Linked DNA regions of Homo sapiens: region 1 is linked to region 2. A link is a loop called in an ENCODE intact Hi-C map of the cell type or tissue named here. Cell type or tissue: PC-3. All regions are shown on one strand. Links, peaks and the distances in the headings refer to the core of each region. The heading gives the core; the rest is flanking DNA.

What was found. Hi-C counts contacts between places; a loop is a spot of excess contacts. Peaks named below come from ENCODE experiments on the same cell type or tissue, not always from the same donor. Only the 100,000 strongest peaks of a DNase experiment are listed, where the experiment ranks them.
Region 1: it touches region 2 in a loop (7-fold over the local background); 1 of 110 quality-filtered maps calls a loop at or near these places.

What each region holds. Positions count from the first base shown.
Region 1 is chr9:111,014,468-111,017,396 of GRCh38, forward strand. All of the region lies in intron 2 of LPAR1 (lysophosphatidic acid receptor 1), which reads right to left. Among named protein-coding and RNA genes, the nearest start is that of LPAR1, 23 kb to the right of the region's middle. In PC-3, for the core only: no CTCF peak of the experiment used is centred there; a DNase peak (open chromatin) is centred at 1,704; H3K4me3 peaks cover 604 bases; H3K27ac peaks cover 1,874 bases.
Region 2 is chr9:110,796,536-110,799,464 of GRCh38, forward strand. The region is part of intron 14 of MUSK (muscle associated receptor tyrosine kinase); the gene reads left to right. Among named protein-coding and RNA genes, the nearest start is that of MUSK, 130 kb to the left of the region's middle. In PC-3, for the core only: no CTCF peak of the experiment used is centred there; a DNase peak (open chromatin) is centred at 1,266; H3K4me3 peaks cover 587 bases; H3K27ac peaks cover 2,146 bases.

The DNA.
Region 1 (2,929 bases), core at 335-2,834, 220 kb after region 2:
ACCAACCACCACTTGAATGATCCGAGCCATTCTTTCGGATCTCTTCTCTACACTTAACACTAGACCCATCCTCTCAACCTTGGATCACATTAGAATGACCAGGTGTCTGCCCTGGCCTCTCTTTCAAAGACTGAGTCATGGCCTGAAGTGAGCCCCCTGCACATGGCATGTTTCAAAAGCTCCCCCAGGTGTTCTTAAAATAAGCCAAGGTTGGGTATTACTGGTGAAGACAATTTTTATCCATGCCCATGATTTTAAATACCAAATCTGGAGTTCTTTTCTGGGCTGTGTTCTCACACATCCAAATGCATTATAGAACCACCACCACCACCCTACATACTCCATAGGGTTTGCAAATTCAACATGTACCAAACTCTTCATCCTTCCTGTTCTAGGCTAAACTGTGTCCCCCCGAGAAATTCATATGTTGAGGTCCTAACTCCCAGTACCTCAGAATGTGACCACATTTGGAGCCAGGGTCTATAAAGAGGTAATTAAGTTAGAATGAGGTCATTAGAGTGGGCCCTAATCCAATATGACTAGGGTCCTTATAAGAGGAAGAAAGTTGGACACAGGCAGGTACAAACGAAAAACCACATGAAGACACGGGGAGGAGACCATCACATGCAAGGCAAAGAGAGAGGCCTCAGAAGAAAACAGTCCTCACAATTCTCTATGACTTCCAGCCTCCAGAATTGTGAGAAAATAAATTTTTGTTGTTTCAGCCACCCAGTCCGTGGGACTTCATGGCAGCCCTGGCAATCTAATATAAATACACTTCCCATGTCCTTGTTACTCTCTCCTACTTCGTCTCATTCAACGGTATTGTCATCCATTCACTATCACTCCTCCCCCTCCCTCACCCACCATATCTATTCAATAGCCAAGTTGCATCAATTCTTCCTCCTAAATGTCTTTCGTATCTACCTTCTTCCCTCCAAACCCACTGTTACTGCCTTAACTCAAGCCCTCTTAAGATATCTCAGTACTATACGATCTCAACTTATAGGTAGAATCTTAAAAAGTTGAACCAAGAAGTAGAGGGTAGAATGATGGTCACCAGAGGCTGGAGGCAAGGGATGAAGAACAGTGGGGTGGGAGATAGGGAGTTGTTGATCAAAGGGCACAAAGTTTCAGACAGACAAGAGGAATAGCTTCTTTCTGAGATCCACTGCACAGCAGAGTGGCTAGAGTCAATAATAATGCATTGTATATTTCAAAATAAGAGTAAATTTCAAACGTCTCACCATAAAAAATTATATAGGTCAGTGAAATGGAGGAAAAATAAAGATGTTTTCATAAATAACTTTTTTTAAAAAGCTATTCTAGTCCCTTCTACCTGCAACTATTTCTCCTGGGTGTTTGGAGAATAACCTTCCTAAAACAGAAATCTAGTATGGCAATGATCTGTTTCAAACCTTCCCATGGTTCCCCATTGCCCCAAGGCCAGCCTCCTCATGCACGGCAAACTGAGTCCTTCAGGTACTTCTGGCTTAGGCTATAATTCACCTTGCTTGTTAAGCCCCAGCACTTTGGATCTACTCAGAAATCCCCTAACATATAATGCTAATCCACACAGCTGTCTTTGCATATGCACTTGGCTTTTCCTGGAATACCCTCCCTTGTCCAAATTCTATGCCTGGCAAATATCTACTCATCTTTCCAGTCACAGCCTTTCAATGAAGCCTTTTATGGGTCCTATTCCCCACCCAGATTAATCACCACCTCCTCTATGCTGCTTCTGAACTTACACATACATCATTACACTGTGACCATATACCAGCAAATGTCACAAGCACAAATACCCACAGGGACCAACCAGGTATCATAAATACATGAAGTGCCAATGAAAACAGATCTTTAGCTTCCATGATACAGAAACTACACTTGCACGAGGAACAATCATAATGCCCACCTGTCTATGCTGACTTTTGAAACTTGACCTGAACAAATAAACTGTATGTGGGGCCAAATTCATTTAGCACATAGACTTCCAGTCTTGCAAACTCTGGCCAAAGGCATCAACTGTCAGAGCCTTCATTTCTCTTCCTTCTACTCCCTGAAGTAAAAAGACTCCACAAAATCCGTGCTCATAGGCTGATCTTTGTTCATGCTACTCTCAGTCAAGTCAATGCTTAAAGCACAGGAACCCACACTTAACTGACCACAAAGAGAGGATGCAGTATTGAGCTTAATAACCTTGAACTTACTGCTACTCAGTTCTTATCAAAAATATCCTTTTGCATGAAGTAATATTCATAGGAAACATCCTGAAAAGTATCTAATTCAGCACTCCACAAAGAATGTGGAATGTCTATGCTTGGACAGAGCCAGCAGTGAGCTGCTTGTCTGAACTGTCTTGCTTTGGCTCTTACAGAATGGCTTTTCTGAGATAAGCAATTGGCATTATGCCATTAACCTATATTGAGCAATACAGTTTTTTTTAACCCCATTGTCACATTCATTGTAAGATTGTATTTGGAGACACGACTCAATACATTAAAGTACCTAACGTTTGGAGAACCATGGATAAAATCCTCTCTCCTCCCAGCACATGAAGAGTTCTCCTCCCAGCACATGAAGAGTTGTCCCCCCTGGTTAGTCCTTATCTTCATGGGCTTTCTGGGTAACACAGCTCATTGAGTCCCCTCTTCATGTCAACTATGAGGAAGAACAGCAAAATGCGTGGCCCTTTTCTAATACATGAATAGCACCCTAAGGTGGGCCCTTGGTCTCGGTCTCTGCTTAAATTCACACTCACTTCCTCTTACCCCATTTCCTTCCTATGCTTATTAAATTTCACTATATTTAGTAGGAAAACAGACATGCAACTAACTTATAACATTGCATTTATCACATGGTACCTTCATTCAGTTCCCATCCCTCGAGTCTGAGTTTTTTGAAGGTGGGCCTCCATCACTAATGAGAT
Region 2 (2,929 bases), core at 260-2,759:
ACCATTGTGGAAGTCAGTGTGGCGATTCCTCAGGGATCTAGAACTAGAAATACCATTTGACCCAGCCATCCCATTACTGGGTATATACCCAAAGGACTATAAATCATGCTGCTATAAAGACACATGCACACGTATGTTTATTGCGGCACTATTCACAATAGCAAAGACTTGGAACCAACCCAAATGTCCAACAATGATAGACTGGATTAAGAAAATGTGGCACATATACACCATGGAATACTATGCAGCCATAAAAAATGATGAGTTCATGTCCTTTGTAGGGACATGGATGAAATTGGAAACCATCATTCTCAGTAAACTATCGCAAGAACAAAAAACCAAACACCGCATATTCTCACTCATAGGTGGGAATTGAACAATGAGATCACATGGACACAGGAAGGGGAATATCACACTCTGGGGACTGTGGTGGGGTCAGGGGAGGGGGGAGGGATAGCATTGGGAGATATACCTAATGCTAGATGACACGTTAGTGGGTGCAGCGCACCAGCATGGCACATGTATACATATGTAACTAACCTGCACAATGTGCACATGTACCCTAAAACTTAGAGTATAACAAAAAAATAAAAAAATAAAAAATAAAAAATAAATGCATGAATACCCAAAAAAAAAAAAAAAAAAAAAAAAAAGAAGGCATTTCAGCATGCAAACAAGTAATACTTTTAGGAATTACACTGACTTCATTGTAATGCATAGGAAAAATAAATAATTCACAAATAAAAAACAAACAAACAAAAAAAAAGTTTCAGTGGGGTCAAAGGATTTTTAGAGTTAGGGCAGTCGAGGCAGTGAACTAGGGTGAAAAAGGGAGGAAGTGATGAACAACAGGTAGAGTAACTGAAAATGAGATTATGGGAGGTATACAAATGTATGGAATGACAAAGTCAGGGGTATGACAATGTGAGTGATTAGCTGAAGTTGGGCAGAGGTCTAAGGAAAGGAAGTAAAGTAATTTAGTGGTCAGGATATTGGAAGGAATCTAGATAAATATTAAAAGCAAGAATTTCTATAGTAGTATCTCGAATAGTTTCTGGCACATTGTAGGCACTCTATAAATATTTGTTCAATAAATGAATAAACGATATTAAGTACATAACAATTCATCTTGAAAACACTTCTTCCATTTCCTCAACTCCTAAACATTCATTTATTCATTCTTCATCACACAAAAATCTGAATCTGGCTTCTGCCCCCTACCCTCCTTATTTACTTTCTCAAATAGTATACATTTAGTCATTAAACAAACATACATACATGCATATTTTCAAGATTATCAAGCAATTCCTGTTTCAACTTTTCTTAAAATGTTGACTCTGTATTCGTATACAGTTTATAACATCCTGAATTCCTGAAATTGATTCAAACAGAAACTATGTACAGTTTTCCAATTTAACCACAGTAGCATGCTTATACATCACTACTTGGAGTTTTCTCTCATTTTTATTGTCCAACAAGAACTGAAACTTATGTTGCCGTTTGTTAAATGCTATATCTAAATTCCATTTGGATATCCAATGAACACAGGTTCTATTTTTTATCAAGTATACATAAGCAGTAATCATTCATGCAAGTGATTCCACTACTCTCATAGTTTCTTGTAAGTTAATCCCAGTGAAATAAGATGACAATAGTGGAAGAAAGGGGAATTGGGAAAATCCATAAAATTCACTTCTATCAATAAAAGAAATCTACTTTGTTTTATATATTTGATACATCAGCCACTTATTGAACATGTTCGTATCTTAAAAATTGTTTCCCTTTTATTGAAATCCTAGTGGATAATGGTTTTGTAGTCATAAATTGGGAAAAATGGTATAACTAAAGAAATATGCAGAATTTTAGAATGGGAGTAGGCATTGAATATTATAGACTCTTACGGAATATTCTGGCAGTGGAGCAAACAGTAGAACAATCAGGTGAGATTATTCATTGAAGATGTCATGCTAAAGTTTAAAGACATGGCTTGGGCTAGGCATGAGGTTTTCTTATGCCCATCCATCTATGCATCCATCCTTAAATCTATCCATGCATCCACCTATGCATTAATTCATCCATCCACCCATCAACATATATTGAAAACCCATAGTGAGCCATGTGTAGTATTAGACCTGAGGTTACAAGGATGAATAAAATACAGTCTTCCTCTCAATAATTATTATATTTTGAAGTCCCACCTAAGAGTTGGGTTGGAGTAATTACAATATAGAAAACATTTTGAGGTCTTAAATAAATGTATATACATATATAATTGTAAATTATATCTATACACATGTATATATAATTGTTCATAATAATCACAAAGTAGAAATCTTTTGTATAGTATTTTCTTTATCAGAGTGGAAAATTTCATTAAATCAATTTAGTTCAAAACTTTATTTCTCAGAGAAATATTTTGTCATTTTTTTCCAGTATAAGAAATTATTTTTAAATCAACTCAACCAGCATAACAATGGTAAAGCCAGTTGATGAGATAGGTAAGTCCCTGTTAACTAAAGATTATCCAAAAAGGATCCCACAGAAGAAACTTCTAAGTATTATCCAGTTGGTATTTCTTTATTTTTTCCCTTTAGTTTACAGAAATGTGCTAATTGAGGTCCTTGGAATTAAAAATTAATGCCAAAATAAATAAGCCAAGATAGCAGTATTCCTCATTTCTCCTCTTTTTCAAACAGATACTTTTAACTTTTGCCTGAAAAAACCCAATAGATCTAATAATCTATTTTTAAGATGATGTGAAATTATGCCCATCTTATCTAATATTCCAAGTTCTCCAGTTTCCCTCTCAAATATATCAAGACTTTAAGATTTGAAAATGATCTTCTGGCTTTAAATCTAAGACTTTATTTATATTAACTTTTTTGGTAGCATGAACATTGTAAAACCTAAATTTCAAAATGTTTTACTG